Regions from separate parts of the Mus musculus genome. Here all the other regions are linked to region 2. Evidence: chromatin loops called from intact Hi-C (ENCODE). Cell type or tissue: left cerebral cortex. All regions are shown on one strand. Region 1 overlaps Anks1b (ankyrin repeat and sterile alpha motif domain containing 1B). Region 2 overlaps Anks1b (ankyrin repeat and sterile alpha motif domain containing 1B). Region 3 overlaps Anks1b (ankyrin repeat and sterile alpha motif domain containing 1B).

Evidence for each region. A loop is a pair of places that touch in the nucleus more often than their neighbours do. Peaks named below come from ENCODE experiments on the same cell type or tissue, not always from the same donor. Only the 100,000 strongest peaks of a DNase experiment are listed, where the experiment ranks them.
Region 1: a loop joins it to region 2, with 2.6 times the contacts of the local background. A loop is called at or near these places in 2 of 42 quality-filtered maps.
Region 3: a loop joins it to region 2, with 3 times the contacts of the local background. A loop is called at or near these places in 3 of 42 quality-filtered maps.

The regions. Positions count from the first base shown.
Region 1 is chr10:90,872,409-90,876,408 of GRCm38, reverse strand. All of the region lies in intron 17 of Anks1b (ankyrin repeat and sterile alpha motif domain containing 1B), which reads right to left. Among named protein-coding and RNA genes, the nearest start is that of Apaf1, 210 kb to the left of the region's middle. In left cerebral cortex, a CTCF peak has its summit at 2,490; DNase peaks (open chromatin) are centred at 2,534, 2,993 and 3,358; H3K27ac peaks cover 1,275 bases.
Region 2 is chr10:90,751,432-90,755,431 of GRCm38, reverse strand. The region is part of intron 17 of Anks1b (ankyrin repeat and sterile alpha motif domain containing 1B); the gene reads right to left. Among named protein-coding and RNA genes, the nearest start is that of Apaf1, 330 kb to the left of the region's middle. In left cerebral cortex, a CTCF peak has its summit at 2,042; a DNase peak (open chromatin) is centred at 2,036; H3K27ac peaks cover 2,449 bases.
Region 3 is chr10:90,827,445-90,831,444 of GRCm38, reverse strand. The region is part of intron 17 of Anks1b (ankyrin repeat and sterile alpha motif domain containing 1B); the gene reads right to left. Among named protein-coding and RNA genes, the nearest start is that of Apaf1, 250 kb to the left of the region's middle. In left cerebral cortex, no CTCF peak of the experiment used is centred here; DNase peaks (open chromatin) are centred at 380, 932, 1,845 and 2,421; H3K4me3 peaks cover 2,943 bases; H3K27ac peaks cover 3,088 bases.

The DNA of each region.
Region 1 (4,000 bases), 120 kb before region 2:
TGCTTGCAAGTCATTTTCTACGTAATACAAATGACAAAAATGAGAGTGACGAGATTTAAGGGGTAGTGGTTCTTTCTCTACTCCCTTTACCCATGCGCACATCACCCAGGCCAGCCAAGACCTGATCTCACAAAGAACAAAGTCTATCTCCTTTGATGCTTAAGACAGGATAATGAAAGGAAAGCCTATTAAAGAACCATAGCATGGTGAGTGAACGTTGGTCACTGTGTCCTTGACAGAACTCTGTCCACTCTATGTATCCATGTTTTCTTTGGTAGATTCCATTCCAAGAGTCATGCCTTGGTGGAGAACAAAGAAATAATTTTTGTTCATTCTTTCATCCACTCAACAACACTCCCCCACCCCCTGAGGTTTTGTACACTGGGTAGTATTAAATTGCTGAGAGGCACTCAGAAATAATTGAGATACAACTGCCTCAAGGAACACTAGGCAGGGAGGTGGACTGACATGTTTGAAGGTGGGGAGGTTCAGAGAGGATCGGACGAGGTCTCTGGGAGCTGCAGATGGCCTCCTGGCATAGAAGACAGACTTCGCTGACAGTTTCGAGCTTTCCCACGTGGAGAAGTAAGGGGAGGAGCTTTCGGGAGGAGAGATACTGTGTGTAAGACCAGAGGAGCATAAGAGTAACACATGTTGGTGAGAGGGATTTTTAGGTGTATCTGTGGTCAGTCCACTGGAGTGGGTCAAGTCAGATGAAGGGCTGTCTAAAAGGAACGTGCTCTTCAACTTTAAATTCTACAACATGCTAAAAAAAAAAAAAAAAAACCACACACACACACACACAAACATTTGGAATGATGTTGGGCAGACAGTAAATACTCATTAAAGACAAGAGATATTTATTTACGTTGCAATTGAAGGGAAACTAAGATCTAAAAGGAAAAAGAAGAAAAAGAGGCCAGAGCTGGCCTTGTTTTTGTTGTTACAACAATGCTGGTGTTAATAGTGAGAATGGATTGGGGTGGGGATGACCACAGGCCAGCAAATGAAAAGTAGGTCGGGGACAGGCTTTGTTCGCTGTTGCGCTCCCCGTGTCCAGCATAGTGGCAGCACATAGTAAGTGCTCAATAAGGAATTGTTGAATGAAAAATGAATGGTGATGGGAAGAGACGGCTGCTCTGAGAGCCATCTTGTCAGCAGAAATAGCAGGGCTTGTGAGTATGGGGTGTAGGCAGGAAGGAGGAGGAGCTCTGTGTAAGGAGGAGGAGTAAAAGGAGGAGTAAGAGGAGGAGGAGTAAGAGGAGGAGGAGGAGGCGGCTCTGTGTAGTAAGTACTCTTTGCATCTGCTGGGTTCAGCCTCAAGGTGTGTTGAGAAAGAGAATGGCTGAAGGAAGATGGCAGGGCAGCGGCAAAGGCACTGCAAGCATCCCGCCTAGGGGGCGGGGCTTGGTGCCTTCCTTGTTAACTCTCTGAACCCGGCTTTGTAATCCCCATTTCTAATGGAGAAAAACCGAGGTTCAAGATGGTATAGTCAACTGACTAGAAGAGTCTAGATTTAAAAAGCGGATTTTGGGGTGGCAGTGTTGCTCAGTGATAGTATGCCTGCCTACATAGGCACAAGGTGCTGGGTTTGATCTGAGCACTACTCCATACTGAAAAACCTTATAACCACACACAAACACTACTCCCGTTCTGCAGCAAATGTGCTTTTAAGATTCCACCATACCGGTTTCCCCAAGAAAACAAACATTTGGATATGGTGTATTTTGTATTCAGAAAGCCCAGGGGTAGGTACTTTGCGGAGAAACCAAAGCATAATTTCTGTTAACTTTGCTTCATTCGTATTCTAAACCTGTTGCCCTCATATAGTTATTGTGAGGAGCCAAAAATATGAAAATCTTGTGAAGATATGATATAAAATAGAAGCAAAGTAATACAAGAGCAAGGAGATACATTCAGGATCTGGTTAGGGTTTGCTAAAGAAGTACCAAAGATAACAGGAATTGGAGGCTCTTAGGGACCTTTGGCTGGCAAAGGCACCCAAGCGTGGTCCAGAGAACTCACACAGGGTCAATATTCCCAGTGCATGAAGACTGAGCAAGGAACAGTTTTGATTCCAGAGTCAGAGTCCACCACATTCCTGCTTTGTAATTGTTTCTCCTCATGTCTGCAGAGGTCTCCTGGGACTTTGGGACTGCTAGGAGCTTCGAGAGAAGAAACAATGATACATGCTGCCTCCTCCTCCTCCTAGGCAAAGGCCCTAACATTGCAGAAGACCCGTGAGATTGTGGTGCTGTGCCCCGGCCAGCGCCCAAAGCAAGCACACCAAGAAGATGCTGTGGTCGTGTTCTCATTTCAGTGTCCACACGGAAAGGGGTCACTGTATGTCATTACAAACACCGATATCATTCTGTCTTCTTTCACTCTTCACTTGTCTGTGATTTCTTACTGGAGTCTCAGCATGGACACCTGTCTCTTTGGAGAAACCTCTCGTAGCCACTCTTTTGAAATGGCTCCCTCTTGCTGTCATTTGCTACTGAGTAATGCCCACTTCTCCAAGGGCTCTTTGAAGAATTTACAAGCATACGAATGTTTGCTGGCTTACTTGAGCTTCCCACTCAAGTTAGGCTACAGACCCCACGAAGGCATGGGGTAGCTAACGGATTCAGCCCCGTACCTCGCATAGGCCTTGTAAGTGGGGTGTGTTTGAGGACTGGTTGTTTTAATGAACCATTAAAGTTAAGCCTGGCATGGTGAAGTATCTGTGTAGGGAGCAGAAGAGTTAATCTGTGGTGGGGGATGGAGTTCCAGAGTCAGGCTTCCAGCACGATGTGGGCCAGAGACACTGGAGTGGATTGGCTCCCGTGTGGATTGAGGCCACCACTCCTGGCTCAGGAGCAAGCCATGCTAACCAACTGAGGCGACTGGCCCACACAGTGCAAAGGAGAACAGAAGCATCCTTACTCCCCAACCCTAGTGTAGGTGCTTGTTCTCCTACTTAAATATGCATGGTACATAAAAATAATTGTACAGACAGAAGGATTCACAGTTGCTCAAAGTAGACTGGGAAAGTGTTTGAACCATTCGGTGGGTGGCGCGACTCCTAGGGGAACCAGGAATGTTCCAGGGGTGGGAATAGAAACTACTCCAGGAAACTGTACTGTAGGAAACAATTTACATATCTGAGGGCATAGGAGGTTCTGGAACTGAGCTTGCTCTGCTGGGATTGTCTCACAGAAATAAGCCATTGGGAGCTAAAAAACGAGTAGATGGTATGTAGAGAGATGGCAGAAAAGTCACATACAAGTGGTTTACGGGCTGGATTCATGCATAATTCATCGCATTAGAGTCTTCCCACCTGTACAGAGAGTGATGTCATTCCCTGCTTTGCAAATGAGGAAACAGGTTCAGGAGGTTATGCAAGCCACTGAATCTGTTAAGAGCTTAACACTGACACCTTCTTTGCCATGGAAGCCAAGCCTAGAGGAGTGGGGAGTGTAATTCTAAATTGCCTTTTGCAACAGTGCTTTCTATATATTTCTTACGCACCTTTTAGGGGCCAGGAATACACTTCTGAGAATGGGCTAGTGTTGCTAGGATGGTGGCTTCCTACAGACATGTTGGAAACAGGGCTGGGTGGGGGTGGGGAGGGGTGTAGCTGGTCTTTGCTACCTTGTAGGTTCTTCTTTTTGCCACTGTTTCTTCTCCTGGTTTCACCCCCTAACACTAGATAAGAGAGACAGAAAGAAAGAAGAAAAGGAGGGAGAGAGAGTGCTCCCAAAATCTAATTTCTTTCCTTTTGTTTCTTCTTTGAGAATGACTACTAATAAACTGCAATCATCCTCCCTAAACAACCAACACTCACCAACAAACCCTTCTCCAGGGACCTAGCATTTATACACCCCCTGAAGAGTTCCCAGAATTCCAAACATCACACAACTGTAGAAACTATCTACAGCTGGCACAACCACACCTCTGCTAGAGCATGAGGCAAATCACAGTCAGCTGCTGTGGACAGTTGGAGCAGCCCCATACTCCT
Region 2 (4,000 bases):
GTCTTCTGATATGTACCAGATTTATGTCTGTTGGAAGAATCAACTGTAGGGATGCACATACAACAGACATTATTCCCACTACTCTAAATATCAGTTTTAATACTGAGCAAAAAAAAAAAAATCAAATGCAAGCTATATTTATGCCATAAGTTCAAGTGGCGATGAATGTAATCCATTAGTTGAAATGCCCCCAACTTCAATGCTTTTAGTCAAATCTGGGTAGCATTTATTTACCACATAGTAATGAGCACCTGACAATAGGAATACCACTGCCTGCCTTCCTCGTGGTTTGCTTTCTCAGATGATGCATATGAGATGAACAGCCAAGTGTCTTTCCCTCCAGAGGGCTGAGAATAAGAATAGTTGACCTTTTCCTCTCTCTCTCTCTCCCTCTCTCTCTCTCTCTTTTTTTTGAGAGTCATGCACAAACTATTGGAGATTCAAACATATTGGAAAATTCCCCAAATTCCAGACAACATGCACTTTTTAAAATATCAATGCTGTTGCATTAGAATCCTCGGATCAAGGATGTTTAACTAATAGGCCTTTTCTTTTGTTTGAAGACATTTCATTTTTATTTTGTCGTTAGAAGACCTCAAGGAGAAGTTAAGAATCCGGTTTGTGTAAAAGCCTAATTAACTATTGAGCGGTGTGATGTTCCCTAATAATCGAATCAGTTGCATCAAAAAACCATGAGGTGCTTTCAAGTGTTGAAATGAAGGTCCTAAATTGATCACCTGAATTATACGCTCCTTTATCAAAATGTCCAGAAATTTGTGTAGACTGCATTAACATCACACCATCCCAGTGAATGATGGTTTGTTTTAATCTCTTAACCATTAGGAGTCACCTGAAGGGCAGGCAGGCAGAAGTGGTTATGCTGGCTATGAACTGCGGTTAGGGTGGGTACTCAGGGTAGTATGAGAGATCACAGTGGAAGTCAGAGGAAGTGAGCTTAAGCTGCCTTCACAGACAAGGGAACTCATTAAAAATGGGAGACCTAACAGATGTCAGGGAGTTTAGAACACAATCAAGAGGACTGCCTGGAAAGAATTTTTGGTTTTATTTTTCCAAATATGTACTGTAATTCGTGTGTATATATTTATGCAGTGGTGGATTTCATAAAGTCGCTTTCATATGAATATATAGTGTATTGTGACTGCATTCATCCCCGGACCCTCCTTGTTCTCTGAGGAGTTTACAATGTCCTTCTCTATGCTGTAGTCGCAGACCCACTAAGTAGGTGTCTCTCGGGTTGGGGGCTGGCAGGGAATGGATTCTGTATTGCCAGGGAGGGAAAACCACTGCCTGGGCCAACAGTTCTCATGTGCATTCCTCAGACCATGATTCCTTTGGCAGCTTGGGAAATTTAGGTTCAAGGTCCCACCCGGACACACCAGGGTGAAATCCAGGTTGCATGTGATCCTACTGTGTGCTTACTAGGAGAATCATTATTTGAGATAAGTCATATCAGACACTCCCATTCAGGCTGAAAGCCCTTTATGATTCCCTTCTGCATTACAGGAAAAAACTAAAACACATGACGCTCACTCCCCACAAGCATCTCTTCAGAGGAGAGGGAGTCTAACCTTCCACTGTTATCTCCATTAAACTTTGTAGGAGGAATCATAGAGCCAAGAAATAACAGACTTCTGCATTCCAACTGAGACTTGTTTGCAGAGGGGTGATCCTGGAAGTCACTGAGACCACCAGAAGAGACAGATGCACTGAGGTTATTATTAGAGGGGAAAAAGGCTTTCCATACTGGAGAGGGAGAAATCCCTAAAAATAAAAAGAACAGAAAATGACTTAAAGTAAAATTTCATTTTCCTTTTTCCTTTGAGAAAACAGTGGCTTTTTTGGGCCTGTTTCTGATATGCTGATAGAATGGAATGGAGGTCCTCAGTAGTTAGTATTCAGTATGAAAGGAGAACGGCATAAGAACATATTCTAACGTTGCGTTGGTTTTCTCGCAGTACCATCCAGCCCCCAGAACATTCTCTGGCAGCACCCACACTCTCCTGTGCGAGGGAATAAACTTGGCAGGAGACTGGCAGGCACAGGAGCCTCCTCCTGGTGCTGGTGCTGAGGGATATGCTTGTGACTAGCTGGAGTCTGCCGACTCAGGATGGTGTTAGAGGACGTCTTTTGGCTTCAGCCAGATGAACTGGAATGTCACAGTGGTCTGTGTAAGACTGGGAAGAGGGCCAGGAGCCATAGCCAAGCAGAAGAGGAGGCTCACTGGGTTACTCTACACAGGTTTACTGTGTCGCCTTCTGGCCAGTGGGCAGGATGAACAAGGCTGAAACCCGTTGAAGGTGAATTGCTGTTTGTGGGCCAAACACTTTATGGGCATTTTTTAAACCTATCTTCAATCAATCCCCTCATACACACAGACTCTGTACAAATATTGTCCTTATAAGCTAATCATCAAACCAAATAAATTCCTACATGTATGTGATTTATATATATACAACTAAATAAAGATTGTCTACAAAGTCTAAGATAGTTAATTTTGTGAAACAGAACTCTCTCTCTCTCTCTCCTTCTCTCTCTCTCTCCCTCTCCCTCTCTCTCTTTCTCTCTCTCTCTCTCTCTCACTTTCTGCCTACCTTCATTTCAGAAAACAAATACCATATGAGATTATTATTTTAAACACAAATTGCACTTAACAGACAGTGTTCGGGTAAAGCCTCTGGGTTGTAAGTTAGCCACAGATTCTACCCGACTCAAGGCTGTGAAATGCATTTCTGTGAATTATTGTGTGCTGAGATCCACTGCCAATACTTGAGCAGACATCAACAGGCTCAGGGGGAAATGAGATCTCCACACACTCAGTGTACCTCTTATTAAAGCGAGGTGCTCGGTGACCCAGCCTCAGTCTAACCACAGAGCTAGATTCTCTGGGTTTACAAAGATGAGATGCTGAGAAGGAAAATGAGAAGCAGGGAGTCACTCGCAGACACATAACTAGCAATTTGAAGCTGCTGCTGGGATCATTTGGTCTTTACATTTTCTCTTTTTCTAGCCTCTGAGAGTCCTCAGGGACTACTTGTTATTCTTTCCTGTCCAGTGGCCGCTATGTTCAATTATGGCCCTCTGTTCCACTGTAGACTTTTGCTTTCCACGCTAGGAACACATCTTGGTGAGATATATTTACTCCCCCAGGTAAGCTCCATCATTTTCTTTGTTCTTCACTAGATTGTTCTCTAATGATGTCGTTCATTTTGTTGTTGGTAATATTTTCACGCATTCTACTCTGGATCTTATATTCCTCTGTGACACCCCTGCTCACTCCAGAATACTGCCGAGCGCCTCTCTGCCTCTTTTATTTACACAGCACAGAAGCGCTGTGAGTCTTGCCAATGACAGGCTGCTCTGGTTTCTCTGGCACCTGGTACACAGCAGACCCTCAATCAATATCTGTTTAATAGGAATATGAATAATATCTGCCCAAATGAATGAAAATGAATGAGCCTAATAATTTTGGTATAATCTTAGACAAAATTATAAACAAATAGTGTCCACCCCTTTCATTGTAGGCAACTTAATTTTTCTTTAATTGCCTTGAAAAAGAAAGGAAGAGAGAAAGAGAGAGAGAGAGAGAGAGAGGAAGAAAACTGGGTCACATGACATACACTATGTAGATGAAAGATGCTCCCCATTTTGATATCTTATGCTCTAATGCTTGATTGGTTCCTGGATAGGTTGTGCTCAGCATATCATGGAATGACTGGTAACAGAGTCCCTTCTAATTGCAGCTCACAGTCCTTTATTCTACCCTTTCTACCTTGAAAGGCTGGTTATTAAGAATGGTGCCTTTTGAACAAATGCCCATCATCGAGGGTTCTTTAAGAAAGCCCTGAAAAACTGGGGCTTCGGTAAGGAAGATTAGGTCTGAAACCCCACCTCTGCCACTATCTGTCTGGATGAAACTGGCTAAGACTTAAAAGTGTCTCTAAACCTCAGCTCTGTATTAGCTACCGAGGATGATGGTGAT
Region 3 (4,000 bases), 76 kb before region 2:
CCTCCCCCCACACACATTGTGTTTCTCCTGCATTGTGAAGTTGGGCTTGTGTTTGTCTTAAGCATTGCCCAGACCACCAGTTAGCATACATCTGATTTAATTTCATTTGTAAGTCTTACTCCTTCCTGCCCCCTGGGCCCCCCACACCTCAGCCCAAGAGGATCCCTGCCCCGCACCAAGCAGTTCTCAGGACTAGGTCCGACAAGACAGAACCGAACACTTCATAAGAAAGCCCTTTGCGGTGGCTCAACGCCAGCACTAGTCACTGCAGCCCATTTTGTCACAGAACCGTCAACACTATGGACTCAAATAACCCAGACACTACTGGCATCTCGTCGCACAATCTCATCTGCAGAATACAAGAACAAGCTTTGGAAGGAACCGCTGGGGTTTTCCCAATCGCTCCTCTCTTCCATTAGGCTGGGAACTTCGGGGGAGGGGACCTACCTTAATTAAAGACTCCTAGAGAGAAGAGCATAGGTCCTTTGCCAACTCGTGCCAACATTTAGATGCGTTTTATCCTGGACTCCAGGGCTCCATGCTGTGGTATCATTACTATGTCCCACAGTCTGTCTTCCCAGAAGCAATTTTTCCATACAGCCAGCATCGGAATACTGGTAAGTGTTTAAGAACAGTTAAGGGCCCCGAGGTTCATTTGCTTTCAGCCCTGTGCACATATGCAGGAATTTTCACCCTCAAACTAACATCTCAGTGTTCAGGAAGGAAAACCAACTGCGGTGATCTAGCCTTCCTGGCCAAGCGCTGAAAATGCAAGGCTTTCCCGAGCCTCCCATTTGTTTGAGGGACTCGGTGTTTATAAACGGCGGATTTTCTTGGGGAAATAAATGAACAGATAAATAAGCGGCAGTGCCAGCCTTCTTATAAAAAGAAGCCCTTGACGGGCTTGGGCAACTTTCAGCCTGGAGTAAGTTACAAGCACAGAATTTTGGGTTTTAATGGAAATGCTGACCCGACCTTCCTGAAAGCAGTAAACTGCAGTCTCTGCTGCTCCGTTGCTGATCTCCAAGGCGTAGCTTGGAGGGTCCATGCCCACCTCCCTCTCGGACTGACCAACGTGTACACACACACACACACACACACACACACACACACACACAAACACACACACACACACGGAGAGACAGCAAGCTCATTTCATTGCCGACCCGGCTGGCCGCTTTTTCTGCTACTGAGTCCAGGAGACTCAAAACACACCTGACAATCTCATGGTATTTTTTTGTTTTTGTTGTTGTTTGTTTTTTGTTTCTAAACAACGAAGACAAATGACCTTTGTAAAAGACAGGCTCCTGAAAGTCAAACCATTCGGAAAGATGCCCGGCACTTTACCTTTTCAAACTCCTCAGAACCCCAAGGTTGAGGAAAAGGAAATGGAGAATAAGCCCAGCTCCGGATGGTAATGGGGGAAAAACAAACAAATAACCAATAACCAAAACGGGTTACAAAAAGAAAAAGAAAAGAAAAAGGAAAAAAAAGAAAAGAAACCCCCACACAGTAGAGACCGCTAGCCAAGGCTGCCACAAACGCCCCGCAAACCGTCTCCGCAGCCCTTCGCGGCTTTCCTGCCGGACGCCCTCGGCTTCTGCCCCGGCTGCAGCCGCACTTCTCAGAGGCGCATCTTCGCCAGCGGGGGCCACGCACGGGGGGCGGGAGGGGGGGGGGAGGGAAGAAACCGAACCTTGCTCGTTCGCTCGCTCGCTCGCCCGCCCGCGCTGCCCGCCCGCCGCCGCCGCGCGCGCCACTCACCCTAGCCGCGCGCCACTAGCGGCGGCTGTGGGCTGGCCGGGATCCGGGATCCGAGAGGGCTGCCGGGCTCCCGCCCCGAGGACGCGGACGCGCGGCTCACGCCTCTTGCCGCCCCTTAGCCGTCGCCTCTAAGCATCTTCCCCCTCCTCCCCGCAGAGCCCCCTCCAGTGAACGTGAGCAAGCGAGGGAGAGGAGGGAGCGCGCCGGCGAGGGTGGTGGGAGAGGCGCCGGATCCCCACGAGCTCCGGGGACCGGCGCGCTCACCACCCCCCCGCCCCTTCCACGCCGCGCGCCCCCGCCCCCCCCCCCCCGCCGCGCGCCCTCGCTAGTGCTCTGGTTCCTCGCGGCGCGCGCCAGCAGCGCGGGCGGCAGCGCATCCTCGCCCCCCGCCACTCCGTCCGCCCCCCTGGCGGCGTCTCCTGGCAGCGGGCGGCGCTCTCCATTGTTCTGCGGCCGCGGAGGGCGTGGGCAGTGGGAGGTGTCCGTGCCTGGGCCGCCCAGGCTTACCGTTGCGGTCCCGCCGAACGGGGCGCCGGGCCGCGGGGTGCCTAGCTGGGCCGGCTGGCGCGCGCGGGGGCTCGGTGCTCCCGCTCGCCCGCGCTCCGCGCCCCTAGCATCCTCGGTTACTATGGATATCTTGCGCCTCCGCCGCCCCCTTCTTGCGCTTGGAGACACCGCTGGGGCGGCAGCTCCGCCGGCGCCCAGGTGACCACCAACTAGCTCGGTGGCGGCAGCAGGGATGGCAAGAGCCACGGTCACTACGGCTGGCTGTCACTGCCCTGGGGATGAGGTGGTAGTGGACTGGAGGGGGTGAAGGCGGGTCCTGCTTCACTCGAGGCCACTCCAGTGTTTCCTCCCACTAAGCAAGCTGCTTTGTGTTTGCACCACAGAAGCCACCCGCAGTGTAAAACTCAACTTGTGTGGATCTGGGCCATCCTGTGTGACTTGGGTTCCTGCAGCGTTTGCCGACCTAACCTTGGCTCAGTAGATTAAAGGGTCTCAGTTAAGATTTGATAAGGCTCAAATCATCTGCCCTCCTCCGTTTCCACCAGTAATAGTTGGTAACTACTACCAACATCTGTAGAAATGTTTACTTTGGCCAAGGCTTTTTTTTCAAAATTATGCCAATTAAAGGAAGTGTTCCTGTAACTGATCTTAAACAAGACTTTGCTATTTTGAAAATCCCAGGATGGGTTTCCTTAACATAAATAAACAGAAATCATTTTGTCTTAGCCTGCACAATGCTATACTGGTCCCATGGACAGCACATCTGCCAACCCATACATCTTGGTCCTCAGGTTCTTCAACGTTGCATCTGCAAGTGTTTTAAGTTGCCCACATAGGCTCCTGTGGGAGCCACAGAGTCTCAGAGAAGAGCTGAGGTCTGGTGGCAAAATAAACATCACCTCAGGATCTCTGTAAAAATTCTAACAGAATATTTAAGGGAATGGCTAACATGATAAATCCCTAACAGTATGTGTGCAGGGCGATCCACTTTATTTATTGCTTCAAAGCCAAGGCAAGCAAAGGTCCTGGTCAGGTGCAAAAACTCAAAAGACTGAAACAAAAATGCAACGCGCTTCTTGTAAGAGGTAAGTTTAGTGAGCACCTACAATTCCCCAGAGATCTGTGTATCCTTCCTTTCATCCTCACAACCCTGTGACTTAGGTCTTGTCATTACTCAAAAGGGTGATGTAGCCAGTTCTTTCAGCAACACCAGACACTGTTTCTTGTCTGCTGCTATGTCACTGCCTACTTCTGTGGGATTCACATAGTTCCCAGGGTTCGTCTATTACCAACACGCAGGCCCCGGGACATAAAGCTGGGCATTCCAGGCGTGTGAACTAGGGGCATCTAATCATATGAAATTCAGACATATTCCCGTTTGCATCAGGAAAGAAAGTTCCCGAAACCCCCAGCACTGGGGAGTAAATAGGGACAGGCCCTGATGCACTCTGTATGGCAGAGCTACACCAACGCCCCAAAGCTTCTGCTTCTACATCTTACACAGGTAAAGAAAGAATCAGCCTGCATGCTATCTGTACTCTAATGAACGGCACCTGAATGTTGGGAGGAGAGGAGGGGAGAGGCGGGGGCATGTTTTGGGTAGCTTCTTTTGAGATTAGCAAACTCTCAGTGGCTTTGAAGGTAGGTCATTCCCTTCAGTTTTCCATTCTGGAGCTCAGATACCTGTGTGCTGAGGTAAATGTGTCTTCTTGGTTTTGCAGTCACGGAA